Linked DNA regions of Mus musculus: region 1 is linked to region 2. Evidence: chromatin loops called from intact Hi-C (ENCODE). Cell type or tissue: left cerebral cortex. All regions are shown on one strand.

Region 1 (8,000 bases), 170 kb after region 2:
TTCTGTTATCTTCTTTGAGGGTAGAGGCTGTGTGCAACCCTTCCTTGATGAAATGATGAGGGCCATTTCCCCAAAGCACCCAGGTTTTCCCAGCTAGTCACATTCAGAAATGAAGATGCTCTCCAGCATCCACAATTAGGACTCAATGGACTATCCTCAGGGCCATTGAAATTGTTGGTCATCTCTGACTTCTGGGGCAAGGACCCTCTTCAAATTATCCTTGAATACCATCCTGAAGTCAGAGCATAAGTTTCTCAGCCATCGCTCCTTAACATATAGGCGTGCCATGCATCATTTCAAATGACAAAGGTAGGTATGGTGTTGGGGTGGAGTACCCACGTAGTGTGCATAAAACCTTGGTTCAACCCCTGGTACCAAAAAAAAAAAAAAGTAAAAATACATAACTCTAAAGTGTGAATGTTCCCTGTGGAAAAATCATGAGAGAAAGACTCTACTGTGACATGTGACCTCATGGTGCTAATCACAAAGACAACCCATGTCAAGAAAGAAGAGTTTGTGATCTAAAGTGGGGATCTCTTCCTATGTTATCCAGATCACTCAGTTCTGTTTGTGACAAAACAAAAATATGCCATGCTTCATGTTTAGCTCTTATTTCTGATCACATCATCTGTTATATTTGAGCAAAGAATAGGTTTTTGATAAAATAATTCAGTCGCAATATGCCCAAAAAGTTTTTGTTTGTTGACTGAATTTTCATGGGATTGCAAACAAATTTACATAATGCTTATAAAATTTATAATAAGAAAATATAAAAAGCTCATCAATATCCAAAGTTAGCACACTCAGTGGTGAAAGATTGAAAGTTGATTGTTGTCTAAAGCAAGGAACGTGACCAGGATGTCATTTGTATTCAGCATAGTCTTGAAAGGTCTGGTAGAGCAATCAGGTGATTATTTTTAAATCCAAATTTGGATGTACTGATAAAATTATTCTGAGGGAAACATGATCCTATATTTTAAAAAACCCTAAGATTACATACATCAACACATATAATCAACACACAAAAATCAATTCTATAAACCATTAGTAAATAATCTGAGAAGCAATCTAAGAAAGCAATTACATTTAAATGTTATCCAAACTATTTCTGAAAGAAAATTTATAAGACATAAGTAGAATATTGCTAATATGACAGCCTAATAAAACTATTCTTAATATTTTATGCACTCTATATCAAAATCACAATATTTTTCCATAAATAGAAAACCATATCCTAAAATTCATGTAGAGTCTTAAATGGATCCCAAATAGCTATAACTATCATGACAAAGTGGAGGTTTCACGCTGACTGATTTTAAATTTTGCCAAAGCCACAGGGGACCAGAGAACATGGCAGGGCTAAAAAGACTGACATGTGGCTCAATGGTACCAAACAGACATCCAGGCATATGGTGTCACACGTATGAGCAAATGGTTTTCAGCAGGGTGCCACAACCATGAGAAAGGGATATATTTAACAAATAATGTTGGGAAAAATTTTTGTACCTACAAAAGAATAAAATCTATGCACCATATTTAAAAACTAGCTCAAATTCAGGAGCCAGAGTCCAAGGTTTACAACTATAGAAAAGAACCCATATAGTGGTGCATTCCTGTAATTCTGGGACTCTGAAGGCAAAAGGAGAAGAGTTATGAGCTAAAGGCTTTGCTAGGGTACATAGGGGTATCCTGTCTCAAAGCAACAAACTAAAGAAACAAACTCAAAGCATAAGACTAAAAATAAAACTGTGACAGAAAGCTCATGGCACTGGGCTATTGGACTTAACAGTGATTCCTCAGGTATAAAGCCAAAATATGGACAATTGAAGTCAAAACAGATAAACGGAATCATATCAAAAGTTTAAAGCCTCCATTAATGAAATGACATTACAAATAGAGTAAAAAGAAAAAGAAAGTAGCTCTGATTTATGTGATGAGCAGTTTATATCTAGAATATAGAAAGTACTTCTAAAATCCAGATATTATAAGCAAATCATAATAACTCGATGTAAAGTGGACAAAGGACTTCGATTAACATTTCTCCCAAGATGATCTACAGGTTACTAGCAAGTGTATAAACAGGTGCTTAATGTCAAAAGTCTTTGGGAAAGTTCTGATCTAACAGTTACTTTATACCAGAGCCATGGCTGCTGTATCATAAAAAAAGGAAGGAAGGAAGGAAGGAAGGAAGGAAGGAAGGAAGGAAGGAAGGAAAGAAAGAAAGAAAGAAAGAAAGAAAGAAAGAAAGAAAGAAAGAAAGAAAGAAAGAAAGAAAGAAAGAAAGGAAGGAAGGAAGGAAGGAAGAAAGGGGGAGGGGAGAGGGAAAGGGAGAGGAGGAGGGGGAGGGGGAAGGGAAGGGGAGGGGGAGAGAGAAGGGAAGGAAGGGAAGGGAAAAAGGAAAAGGGGAAAGGGAAAAAAGGGAAAAGGGGAAAGGGGGAATGGGGAAGTGGGGAGAAGGGGGAAGGGAGGAGAAGGGTGAAGGGAGGAGAAGGGAGGAGAAGGAAAGGGAAGAGAAGGGAAGGGAAGAGAAGGGAAGGGAAGAGAAGGGAAAGGAAGAGAAGGGAAGAGAAGGGAAGGGAAGAGAAGGGAAGGGAAGGGAAGAGAAGGGAAGGGAAGAATTACTGGCAAGCATGTGGATAAATTGGAATACACTTGTACTTGGAGAAGAGCTGTACAGTGATGTCACTGTTGGAATTTCTCAAGAATTCAAAAGGGAACTGCCACATGCTCTAGCAACTCTACCTCCAGGCCTATTTGTAAAGAACTGAAGACAGGGACTCTAGCTGATCCCTGCATCCTCACATGCACAGAGGCACCTTTCACAGTAGCTAAAGGTACAGTCAGCCCTCATGCCTAGTGATGGGAGAATAAAAAACAAGTTGTAGTGTCTATAGACAAGAAAGTTCTGATATATGTGGCAATGTATATGAACCTTGGAGAATAAGCCAGTCATGAAAAGGGGAATACTATATGGTTTCTCTTATAAGAGGTACTTTGTATAGCTTTGGTCATAGAGATGTTGAATGCTGTTTGCCAGGGGCCTGAAGGAAGAATCATGAGGAGTTCGAGTTTGATGGATCTAGAGTTTCAGTCCTGAGAGATGAAAACTGGGAATGTGTTGCAAAATGTGAATACAGTTAAACCTACTGAAGTGTTCATTTACAAATGGTTGTGATGGAAAATTTGTCTATATATTTTACAATATTTTTTAACATTACCCATTATCAATCTAGTGGTAGATATGCACCAAAATATCTGGAATATAACTTTCTTAGATTTCTCCTTCCTGTGTGTATGTGTTTGCAAAGGTCCACATAGGCACATGCACGGACACATATGTGCACACAGAGGCTCAGCACTCTATAGAGTTGGGGGCACAGAGAATGGTACAGATTACATGATCTGGGCTCTGTTTACATGATCAAACAGTTGCTGCACCACAGTGATTCAAAAGTAAAACCAGAATAACTGGAGGAGGGCAGGTTTATTCTGCAAACGAGGGGGTGCCTGTGTTATGTTAATATATGTGTAGGAGTTTTACAGACAGAAAAAGGAAGTCACATTCTAAGAAGTAGAAAATATGTGAAAAGGATGTGGAAGCATGAAAGTTACAATATATTTTGGGAACGTTTAAAAAAAATCAATGTGTTTGAAGCATTGGGAGTTGCAATGGGATGACAAGGCATGAGCTTAGAGTCTGGGGTAACAATTCGGGATCTAGCTATTACCCCCAAAATGTTCCCACTCCTAACCCACAAAATGATTTGCTGTTTTTAAAGGATGATGGTGATGATGATATTTCAGTAACAGCAGCCTTAGTGATCATTGGCAATTGGTAGTCACTGAAGAAGTTGTACAGTGAGCCATGAAGATAACTGTTTTTAGCTCTGAAAAGAGAAATCCAGAATAGCTTGCTTGGCTCCTTGGGGATTAGACTTCTTACACATGTGAACACATGTGACTCTTAGGGGAATAATATGCTCTTTGTGTTGCTTTTAAAATAGACTAAGTAGTGAGGTCATAGGAGCTATCCATCCCTACCATTCAGAACAGTGCTGTCTAGCAGATAGAATACAAGACATGCAATGTACTTTTGCATTTCCTAGTAGCTACCTTAAATAAAATAAAAAGCAAGAGATGGAACTGATCTGAACAGAATATTTTATTTTACCCCTTGTTTAAATTACTTTATTGTAACATGAAAGTAGTATAAAATTTGTTAATGACCTTTTTTTTAGTTCTCTTTCAATCTCTGGGGTTCAAATTCCAGTGTGTGTTTTGCACATACAACCCTCTCAATACGGACTGCCAGCATCGTGAATGCCACGTGTTGCAATGGTAATGCCCACACTGTGAGCGCTACATGCTACATATGCTCCAAGACAGTCAGAAGAGCCTGTCATTGTCCATAACTTTAGTTGGCCTGAAACATGATCACAGTAAGGATCTTCTGCTCAGCTTTTGCTCATAGCACAGATCTAATTACTCCCCTGCCTCGTAGGAGAGGTTAAGCTGATGGACTATAATCTTAATGGATACTTTAGTTTGACAGAATCCTTTATAGTGTCTACCATGCAGACATGATAAATCATTGGGACTGTTGTTAGTGAGGAACTTGTTGAAGGCACGCATGCAGGCGCTTAGCTGTCTACTTGCCAACTTTGACAGCAGATGGGTTTTCTTTTGCATTTTCTTGCTGGTCAATAGAACTGAAAACCTCTATAGAATATGTATACCTGGCTAAGCATATAAGACAGGTAGGACAGAATATAGAAGATATTGGACTGAAGAATAAATGAGAAAATGTCCATTAATATGACTACATGCTAGACATTACAAACTCATATAAACATATACCCATGTGTAAGACATGCTAGTAAATGCATCTTTCTATACATTTCAACCCAACCTGTACAATCAATTATTTAGGTCTTAAATTAAGCACAGTTTAGGTGTACCTCTCAGATTTTCCCTCCTCCCACAACTGGCCTATTTTAATTTATAGATTTGGAACCTTTAAGCTCCACATTCCCTTTTTCTCTCTCACAATCAAAACAACTCCTACGAGCCATATGCTTTTATTCATTCAAAATAAGATTTGTTTTCATCATAGCCAGTTAGAGTCTTGCCAACAGTCTAAGATAACCTCTGAGAAGGCATATGAAAGCCCACCTTCTGATCAAGGAAAGAGGCTAATTGGAAACCACAGCAGTTGGAAATCAAACAAGACCAGGGTTTGCAGGGTTTACAAACTTTGAGGAAAATAAAATCCTACAAACAATTTATTAGGTAAGCCTTGGTTGTTTTCACAAGCTTCTTTCCCTCTATGTCTTGCTTCTTTTTACCTTAAAAATGTTAGCCTTTCTCAAATCGCACATAGTTATAAAGGGAAACGATGTGCCTTTTCTTTACAGTGGGAATTAAAACGATAAAGGAGGCAAGTTAAAGGTTGTAAAGTTAAAAGCTGGCAAAAATAGCCAGACCCTTTCATCTGTTATATAAGTTGGAAGCTTCCAGGAAATAACCTGCTTTGGAACCATCATTGTGATTTTCAAAGGGCTGGTAAGGCTTGATGTCACGTGAGCGCCTACAGGAATAGGAATGTTACAAGGCTTGATGTCATGTGAGCGCCTACAGGAATAGGAATGTTACAAGGCTTGATGTCATGTGAGCGCCTACAGGAATAGGAATGTTACACGTAGCTTTGCTTCCTGAGGATGTGAGGCAGCAACAGGAAGTGAGATCCCAGAAAGAAAGCTAACAGGAAGTAAGCACCATGGTTGTTCTCTCTCACGGAGCAAGGAAGAGCGCCAACTGTGTGTGCAGAGGCGGGTGTTGATTAACACCTTTCACACTGTTTTATTAGATTCTAGGTGTTGTGTGATTCTTCTGTCTTGTCTTTCTCTCAAACCTTTATGTTTTACTTCCTTTGATGTTTGCAGCCTTCTCTTCCCTCTTCTGATAATCCTTTTTTTTTTTTTTTTTTTTTTTGGCTTATGATGAAATTTATAAAACTTGTTGGTTTGTCTCATCATTTAATTTAACTGAAAGGAACAGGTTCTTTTCTTCTTTTTAATTTTATAAATCAAGTTAGAGAGAACTGAAAGCACCCTAATTTTGAGCCTTCTGACACTTAAGTATGACACAGATCTTTAGTTGTTTAGGTAGTTAGCATCTCCAAACAATCTTTTATCATTTCCAGTGTGCAGATTTTTGTATACCATTTTATCAGCATCATCCTTTATTTATAGTTTTAGTGCTAAAACATATGGGCTCTTAAACCTTTTTCTTTTAGTTTTGACATTTTCATTTTAAGTTTCGGTTGCTGATAGCATTTAAGGCACAATAGATTTTATATATCTACTTTGTATTCTGTAAGCTCATGAAACTCATGTGTTACTTCCAATAGATTTACATTCACTGCATTAAGTTTTCTGTACAAAGGGCTACAATGTCTGTAAATAATGAGATTTTTCTACTTTGTCATTCTAATTTTTATTTATTATCCTATTTTCTATACTACATATATATGTATCTATAACACATATTCTAATTTTATTTATTTTTCTTGCTTTATTACGCTAACTAGAAATTGCATAATTTTTTGATAGTATAATTTTTTGCAGAAGTAGAAAGACTAGATAGCCTTGTCTTGCCTATTGTTTTGAGAAATGGATACTACCTCTAGCTCTTAAATAAAATACATGCTGTAGGAATTTTTAAGTCCTTATTTATCAAGTGAGAGAGTTCCCCTTTGTTCCTAGATTATTGAGAATTTTTATTAAAAATAAGTATTGATTTCATCAGGTATTTTTATTAGCCTATTAAGATGACTATATATTGTTTATGTATAGTTTGTTAATATTGGCTGACAGCTGGGGATCAGGCAAAAATTTAAACCTCTGACTTAGTTTTTCAACTCTCAGGCCTATTTCATAGGGACTGGTGTGAGGGTTTGAAAGTTGGTGGATGTCGAGTGCTTAACATTCCTGTCATATAGTAAATGTCCTTCATTCAGGTCTGAGGTCCAAAAGAGAAAATCACCTTAGCTGCCTTTTCTGGAGATAGTCACACAGTTTCCTCAGGTCCAGAGAGGTACCACAGATGGCTTTACTTTCTGTCACCTCTCAAAGTATTCTCCATAGTGAAAACAGACTGCACTCAAATTCTTCTGAAGTGGCAGGGGAAGCCAGACACGCAAATGAGTTATAGGTCAAGAAGCTTGTTAGATCTGATGGCTTACTGCCCGGTGAGAGAGAGTGCAGGGTATGCACTTGAATACCTGATGGAAAGTAATCCAAAGAGAAGTTACAGAATCTTCGGAACCTTGTATATCATCTACCTTTGTCCCTTCGTTAGGCAATGGAAAGCTTAAGTGTGTTTCCCTAAGCATTCCCAACACAGATGGATGAGGAACCTGGTTGAGGGTGTCATAGTATAGTCGAGGCAGCAGACAGAACCTCTTACCCTTAGCACTTCAGGGAATCTCCATCCACATGCCCTGGCTCATAGCACTTGCATTTCTTTTCATTCACATGTATTAATTTCACATATCTATAGGGTCCATTTTTCTATTTTTCCATGCATACAGGGTTGCCCTCCTTTGATAGATTTTTGTGACTAACATTCTATGCCTGTCCAGTGGGGTGTGGAAAAATACCACTGGGTCCAGGAATCGCCCCCCTTGGCTGCCCGTGAGGGTTGATACATACCCCAGCTCCCTTCCTCTGAGTGATGTGCTTTGTATACTGAGTTTGGCCCTGCTTGTGGGAGCTGGTTTCCTGACACATCTTTCATCGATTGCCCTCATTTTACTTTCTTGTTCTCCTGGTTCCTGGTGGTATTCCTTCCTCTTTACTCCCGTAGGGTACTGTTTGCCTATAAATCTTTGTCTTGGTGTTTCCTTGGAGAACTAAAGCTAAGACAGAGGCTACATGAGGACAAGTTACAACCCTTAGGTAAGGCAGAAATCCATTTTTAATGTAATATTATGAAAGAGA
Region 2 (8,000 bases):
TGGCCGTTTCTCTACAGGTTGGAGCCTGTGAGTAACAGGCTTCCCAGCACTTTGCAGGGCATAAAAGACATTTGTCCTGGATGTTGAATGTGATCCATAGGATTAAGTGGATCAATTGCAGGGGTTTCCGTTCCTGCTACCACCAGATGCTGGAATATCTGGGCTGATAAGGCATCACACACTGTGAACTTAGAATCTGATGACTACTCTTCCCTTTTGAGATAGTTTTCCTGACATTTCTCTCCAGGTGTTACTGACTCAGACATCATTCCATAGCATGCCCCCATCTCATTCCTTCTCTTGTTTATCTTTCTCTTCTCTTTCTCACTTCTCTAGCCTGTCTGCTAATGTCCAGTTTATGAACACTTCCATGCATAGCAAGAAGACTTAGTTGGGAAAAACCCAACAATGCTAATGACCTTGCTACGCAGGCTCTGTTTACAGCCCCCACCCCCAACTCTATGACTTGCTAGTCTTAATTCGGTCTCTAGTCACCTTTTCTTGCATTAGATACTGATGTTTTCAATAGGTGAAGCACAGCCGTGTTGGAGCAGCAAGACACAGTCTTCTTTCGAGATAATTTTAAACAGATTATTTACCACATAGAGATCTTCCAATGATATTTTTGCCTAGGGAATTGCCATTTAGTATTATAAACATCAGGGCAGAGACTCTTATCCTGAAATTTGGGGGGGGGGCATTCTACATACTATCCTTGTGTCATTGGCAAAGGGTTCAAAATTCACCTCATTTTAAAGATACTGGGACTCACAAAAGGTGACTGAGTGAAGTCATATAGGAAGTGAGGTGTGGAGGTATAAACCAACCTTAGGTGACCTTTGTTCTCAGCTCTGTTTCTTGCTTCAGGGTGCAAGACTGTGGTGTTCATATGGTCATGGGGGGGGTACCTTCCTAATAACCAAAGGTAATTTTTATGTTTAAAGGCATGTGGTAATTATTAAAGATAACCAGATATCTTCTCAGAGGCTTGTTTCCCATGATTCCCACCCCCACCTTGTTCTTTTTCTTTCTTATAAAAAGGGTGGTTAGTTCTTTTTATAAGAAAGTCCAAATAGAGGTGTATGGCAGTTATGTTACATAATGTCTAACATTTCTAATCATGGAATTTAGGATCTCTTTCTTAATTTCTAAGTAAATCCAGATTTGGTTATATACTAAAAAGTTTGCTTCTGTTTTGCAAAGCTCTGTATTTGGTTAGAAGTATAGAAAAGAATCTATACTGTTTTTGTTTTCTCCTTCTGTGTAGCTAGGACATGAGGATTGTTTAATTTAGGTCAGGAAGAGTTAGTGCTGGAATGAGGAGAATTCTTAATTCTAACTACAACAAAAGCAATAATAATGATAACAACTACAGTTTGGGCATCCCAAGTGCCAGGCCCTGTGCCAAGCACACTTTCTGTGCATTTACCTCGCTGGCAAACACTGTCTTCAGTGCTGAGAGCCTGCAGCAGGGGACACACAAAACCCAGGTGCCCTATTTAGTGGTTGCCAATGAAGATCTCCTTTTTGATCTCTGTGTTCAAAGCCAATTTAAATAAGGTGTTAGATTTGCTAATGAAGTTTTCATTTATTCTTGCAATGAGAACAGATTACTTTTATATGTATTGAGTGGCTTAGAAGTGTTTCACTTTTCTTGATACATGGTCATCTTTCTCCAGGAGTAGGGGTTAAAAAAAAAATCTCACACATACACACAAACACTTTTGTGCGTATCTCTAGGAAGTTCTAAGAGGTGTAACTAAGAAAAAACATATATTTGAACACACACACAAATACATACATCTGTGTGTACACATGTGTGTATGTGTGTGTGTATGACACATGGATATATATTTTATATGTCCATTATTATGGCTATCTAACAAATGAGCTCCAACCTTGACTCCAAACAGCTGTTCACCTTTCCTGCTCATGGATAATTGGCTCAGGAGTTTGGATGGGCAAGTTCCAGATGGCTTTTCTCTACTCCATTATGTCACAGGCCACGGCTGTGAAAACTGCAAGTCTGAGCCACCCGATTTGACAGTCAGCTCTGGAATCATCCCAGAGGACATCACACCCATGGATAAGGGCTGATGTGGATGTTGACACAGACCAACCCATGGCCTTTCCATGGGGCTCAGCTTGAACTTCCTCAGAGCATGGCAGCCAGGTTCTAAGACAGCACTCCTGAAAACAAGATGGAAGGGCTTAAATTTTAGGCTCTGGCTTCAGAAGTCACAGAGTGCTGTTGCCATGGTGGTCTTCTGCTGGTCGAGGCAGAAACAATGCCAGCCAGGTTGAAACAGTGGGGACATAGAGTCTCTGCTTTCTCAGTATAATGGGAGATACGATGATTGATGTATTTGGAAACATCTGGAGATCTGAAGGGATTGTAACTTAGGAGTGAGTGAAGGCATGGCCCAAAGTGGCCAGTGGTTGAATAAAGGAAGTATATAATATGCATTTGCATGCAGATATTTGCATATACACCCATGTGAATATATACTGTAAATTCATGCACATGTGCAATATCTTTGAAATGTTCTCCAATCATGAAATTTAATTGCTGTTCATCTTATTTGATATGGAGATGGGAGGTAACTACTGATGAAGGAGCTACTATAGGGTTTCGAACTGCAAACCCGAGAGTCCGTCTTTGCTTCCATGGACTCTTACTCATCAGAGGGCTTGGGGTGCAGCCTGCAGACCCCTAGCTCAATAGCCCCTCCCTTGGACTTCCCTTTTCTGATTTTACTTGACTTTTTCTGTTACTTCCCAAGGATGTGACCTTTCTGGTCCCAGATTTCTCCCATGCGCAGGTCCACTGTACTGCTGTGTCCACCACAACTAACTAATCCTTCAATTCTGCAGTTACTTAATCCTTCATGGCCAGGCCAAGGTCCTCTGGACTATATTAGACTCCCCACAGCGTCCTCTGGAAACACTGCTTTCTGTTGACTGTATTTATCAAAGTCGGCAGCTATCTATTTATTTGGTCAGTGTTTGAGTAACATTCCTGCTCACTGGATTCTGAGCTCCGGGAGGTCGGAGACCCTGTGATCTATTCTGACATGTCACCCCTATCACCCAGCCCGTACCAGGAGCTCAAAATATATTTGTTATGCTTGTTTACAAGCCTTTTTGGTTTCTGAATTTTAATGCCCACGATCAAAACAAAACAGAACAAACCCCGTACCATGTTTTAGGCCCCTGCTTGCTGACATGTGTGTATTTTTGTAAGTTCTAGTCTTGGAGATTTGACACAGTTACCCATTTCTCTTTGGAGATCACTGGGATGAAGAACAGTGCCAGGCTGTGCCTGGTATCAGTTGGAGAGTGGTAGGATTTGAACCAGGCCATGCCTGTGTCGAAGCTGCATATGGCTATATTCTCCAGCACTGGCAGAGAGGATGTGAACACAAGACAGGGAATCGCCCTGCCTTTTTCAGTCAGCCAAGGAGTAAGGAGTAACAGAAGGTTGGTTTCATAGAAGCAGTATTTTAGAAACACGTTGCTTTCAACCTTTTCTATTTTCTGCACAAACATATATAGAAGTGTTTCTTTCCTCCTGCCTTTTCTTAGCTGCTCATCAACCCAGATTTTTCTCAAAGATTTCCTCTCCTTGCAAGCCTTGAATCCTTGTGGGAAGATTTTTTTTTTCTTACCCTGGAGGGTTGGCAAAGCCAAAAGAGTTGCAAAACTAGCTATTTGCTGAGCATTCCAAGGCCTGGTGGAAGCTGGCTGATAGTGCAGGACTTTGGCAACTCTTGCTTCTATAAGGAGTGTTCCTTGCACACAAGGAGAATCTCTATGCGTGTGTTTGGGTAACAGACAGAAGGATATCACAGAGACTATCCTAATGGGGAAACTGAGGTCTAGGGGGTTCCAAAAATATCCATAGAGTCACATTGCAAGTGGGTTATGATCTCAGGAGAGTAATTTGAGGCTTTTTGGCTGATGGCTGCCAGGTTCTGATTCAGTAGAGTTTATTTGACAGCCAGTCTTATTCATTGCTTGCAAATAGTTTCAAACAAGATCCTGTCATGTAGGATCTGAGAATGAGAAGTAGTGAGGATGCAAGATTTGCTATGAGCCAAGGGATGATGGGCTTCCAGCACTTCACGTGCTGTTCTCTCTATCCACTTCTGCCTTGGGATGGGCCATGCTCCTCACTGTTGCTAGTCTTAGGCTTTGATGGCTTCCCTACCCCATCACCATCTTTGTTAGCTGCCTTTTTGTGAAATTCATCTCAGTGGATTCCTTGGAAGGAGTCCTTTCTGGGATTTCAGGGCAAGAGACCTGGGCCTCTTTATATTTGCCCTCTTTAATCAGGCAGTACTGGTTGTTGGGCTGACAGTTGTATCTGAGATGATACTCAGTATCTATCTTTTGTCTTTGTGAGAAGCGAGACAGTGTAGCTACCTTTGAAGAATTGTTGGAGATACGAATGAGAAATGCACTGTGTCCTGGAGCAGCATGTGATACTTTGGAGGTTCTGGAATCTGGGAAACAAAGGGAAAGTAGAAGATGGGGAGGGGGAGGGATGGGGGGAGGGGTGGAGTTAGGCAAACTCCTAGAAAAGTGCACAAAAATAAATGCAGGCAGACAACTGACAGAGATGCAACTAACTGCAGGTGGCCAATAGCCACAAATAACATTTTCCACCCTTAATTATCAAGTGGGAAATTGGAACATAAAAATAACCAAGATGATGTCTTTTTTATTTTTTATTTTTGGATAATTAGATTGGCAAAAGTTAGACGGGGGGGGGGGGGGGGTTCAAGTGTAGTTAACTATAACGTGGAAGCTGTGTGGCTAAATCCTCCCCCTCCTGTTTGAATCATGTCCATGCTTGTGGGACTAGAACAGCCATATGCATTTTTTGAGCCTTATGTGAAAATTCGATGGACTTGAAACCACACGGGGACCATGGAAGTGGTTGGCTATGATATGAAGTTTGGAGTTCAGGATTAGCAGGGAGCTCTAGGGGTCAGAAAAGACCAGTGCCAGTTGCTCATTTAAACCATGCAATCTAGCATCCAGTCTTTGCTCGGCAGTAGCTATGTGTTCCTGGGAGGGTGAGCAGATAAAACCAGCTCAGCTGCTACCTGGTTTAGGGAATTTCCCATTTGTAGCTTTTGCAGTATTGACAATGTTCCTCTTCATTTCCCCCTTTACATTGCTGCTTTGTTACAGCTTGGATAAAAGACTTTTTTTTTTTTTAACTCTGGTCTGCCACCAGAATTTGAACCTATGGAGGACACGGGAGAACAAAGGGGCCACAGTGAGCAGTCTGCCATTACACATCGACACCACGATGTCAATAATGTCATTTTCCAGACAGAATGTGAAATATTCATTTATGGACAGTTTGACTTAGTGGGCTGGTGGGACATGAAGCCGACAGTTAAAAGCTGGGATTATAAGCAGTTGCGACCACAGATGAGGAGCAGAGCCGAAGGTGAAAATCATCTCTTTGGTGAGCTCCTGCTCCCCGGTCTTCTCTGCTGTGTCACCTCGGGAATTCTGAGCTTCACTTGTGTCTCCATCTTACCCAGAGATGCTAATGGACTGTTGCAGAGTGTGGTGTGGGCATTAGGATTCTTGGCAAATGTGGGTGCCAAGTCTGAGCCTCAGTGGGCTAGGTTAATATGCAACGCTCACTGTATGTGACCATGTAAAGGCTCCATGTCGCTGAGCTGTGAAACACACTGAACTCACAATTTTCAGTTCTGAATGTAAATCTACTCTCTTCTAACTTAGCTGGCTAAACCTTTGCTACAATTTCAGGCCAAACTCTCTTCTCTCAGCCTCGTCTTATCCCCATGTGTATGCTGACATTAAGTTCTCCGGGGGCGGGGGGGGGGGGTTCTCTTGGAAGTGATCTCCATCCAGATTCTTCCGGCCTTTCGTTGTCTGCTCAGGTGGCTTGGTCATCTTGCTGTCTAGCTGTCATCTTGCCACCTTCCCTCAGCTCTATGCTGCACACATCTCTCTCCACTCTGCCCCGGAAGTGTCTTCCAGGAAGTCATGTGTGTATCCCTCTCGGTGCATCCCTGCACTTGTCGTTTTGGATATCACATGTTCCAGATGCCCCCATAATAAGGCAGAGAAAGCACAGGGTTGACACCCTGTATGTTTGAAGATATAATCCTTCTCCTGACCCCACATGTCAGATAGATCGGGCTCATAATTTAGGTTACCCACCTGTAATGCTAGAACTTGGGAGAGCAGAGGCAGGAGGGCTATGGTTTTAAGGCTGACCTTAAATCTAAGATAAAAGGAAAAGAATGTAGGGTGGACCTCATTTTCCCTGAGGATCTGATGATGTCTCTTGGCTATCTTTCTTTAAAGATGCCATTAAGAAGTCTGATGCTGTCCTGGTTTTTTACTGCTTTTAGACTCCATCTCCTTTTTTGTCAGACATGTATGTGATTTTCTCTGCTTCTCATGTGCTATTTGCTCCCAGTGCCAGTGATGTTATAAAGACTGCTGTGGGTATGTGTCTGTCCAGGCTCTTAGTCTTCAAATCTGGAAGTGAATGTCACCCAGGCCTGGAGACTTGCCCTCTGTGATGTTCACATCCTTGTTCACTTGGGTTCCTAAGGGTACCTCCTAGACTGTCTTTTTTTTTCTACTTTCACCTTTTTTATTGATTTTTTTTCTGTTTGAGATAAACTTTGTTATACAGCTCAGGCTGGCCTTGAACTCATGATCCTTCTGCCTTGCTTCTCACAGGTAAGTATACAGTAATATGTAATTGCGCCAGACCTTTGCTCTGATGTCTACTAATGTTATTGGTTCTCTCTCTCTCTCTCTCTCTCCTCTCTCTCTCTCTCTCTCTACCTACCTATTTATATTTACACATGTGGGCATTTTGACTACATGTATGTCTGTGTACCACATGTATGCCTAGTGCCTGAGGAGGCTAGAAGTGAATGTTGGATCCTCTAGGACTGGAGTTATAGAGGGTTCCAAGCTGTCATATGGGAGCTGGGGATCAAACTCAGGTCCTGTGGCATAGCAGCCAGTATTCTTAATCTCTGAGCCATCTCTCCAGCTCTTCCACAAGTTTTTTTTTTTTTTAAGAACTTTCCTCCCCTTAAAAATAAACTTTACTTGATGTGTGTGTGTGTGTGTGTGTGTGTGTGTGTGTGTATGATGTGTGTCATGTGTCAGAAGCATGTGTGTGGAGGTCAGAAGGTTAACTGGTAGAATCAGTTCTCTGCTTCTGCCTTCAGTAGGGTCTGAGGACCTCACTCAGGTCATCAGACTTGCACAGGAAGCCATTTTACCCATGGGACCACCTTGTGTGGCCCAGGTTTCCTACTCTGACACAGGCTTTCATTTCTGAGGTCACAGCTCTAATTGCCAACAGCTGCTTTACCTGTGAGTTCCTTTTGTAGTCTGTCTCACTCCATCCACATGCATCGTCTCTCCTACTTCTAAATACGTGCAGTAGTCCTGAAGTTTCTGTTGACTCCTGTGGACTCCTGTAAGCAGTAAAGTACTTCTTGTCCATTTATGTTGTTGCATTTTTCTAATCAGTGCCTTTAATAGCCAGGAGAACTTGTGTGTCTTTGTGTGCCTCGTGATTAGGTGAGGCCATTGCAAATGACAGCATTAGCAGAGGAAGGTCCTGTTGGGGAGTATCCCCGGGGAACTCACCTGACTGGGCCACATCACTGGGTAAGACTCCATCTTAACCAGCCTCATTTCCCATCTTTGTCACGGGTCCATCAGATTTTCGAGAGAAGGGTCACTGTGCGCTGCCATCAGCAGGGGAACATGTTCTGTCAGGGAGTCCAGTGAGTGCAAAGGCTTTCTTCAGCAAAAGCACTTTTCTTTGACTCAAGGATGCAGGTCCTCCCAACCATGACTGTGAAGCGGGTCAATAATTTATTTGATGGTGGAACCCAGACCATCCCAAGTTATTTAAGTAATCTTGCCTATCTTCCTTCCCTCCTCTTCCTTTTCTACTTTAGCTGCTGTACATA

What was found. Hi-C counts contacts between places; a loop is a spot of excess contacts. Peaks named below come from ENCODE experiments on the same cell type or tissue, not always from the same donor. Only the 100,000 strongest peaks of a DNase experiment are listed, where the experiment ranks them.
Region 1: a loop joins it to region 2, with 9 times the contacts of the local background. A loop is called at or near these places in 3 of 42 quality-filtered maps.

What each region holds. Positions count from the first base shown.
Region 1 is chr2:145,339,639-145,347,638 of GRCm38, forward strand. The region is part of intron 2 of Slc24a3 (solute carrier family 24 (sodium/potassium/calcium exchanger), member 3); the gene reads left to right. Gm52528 (a long non-coding RNA gene) reads right to left here. Exons shown (of 3, transcript XR_003953926.1): 3 at 2,542-8,000. Among named protein-coding and RNA genes, the nearest start is that of Gm52528, 18 kb to the right of the region's middle. In left cerebral cortex, no CTCF peak of the experiment used is centred here; DNase peaks (open chromatin) are centred at 2,866, 3,530, 4,611, 5,103 and 1 more place; H3K27ac peaks cover 1,534 bases.
Region 2 is chr2:145,169,664-145,177,663 of GRCm38, forward strand. The region is part of intron 1 of Slc24a3 (solute carrier family 24 (sodium/potassium/calcium exchanger), member 3); the gene reads left to right. Among named protein-coding and RNA genes, the nearest start is that of Slc24a3, 5.9 kb to the left of the region's middle. In left cerebral cortex, a CTCF peak has its summit at 3,737; DNase peaks (open chromatin) are centred at 3,494 and 3,607; H3K4me3 peaks cover 467 bases; H3K27ac peaks cover 763 bases.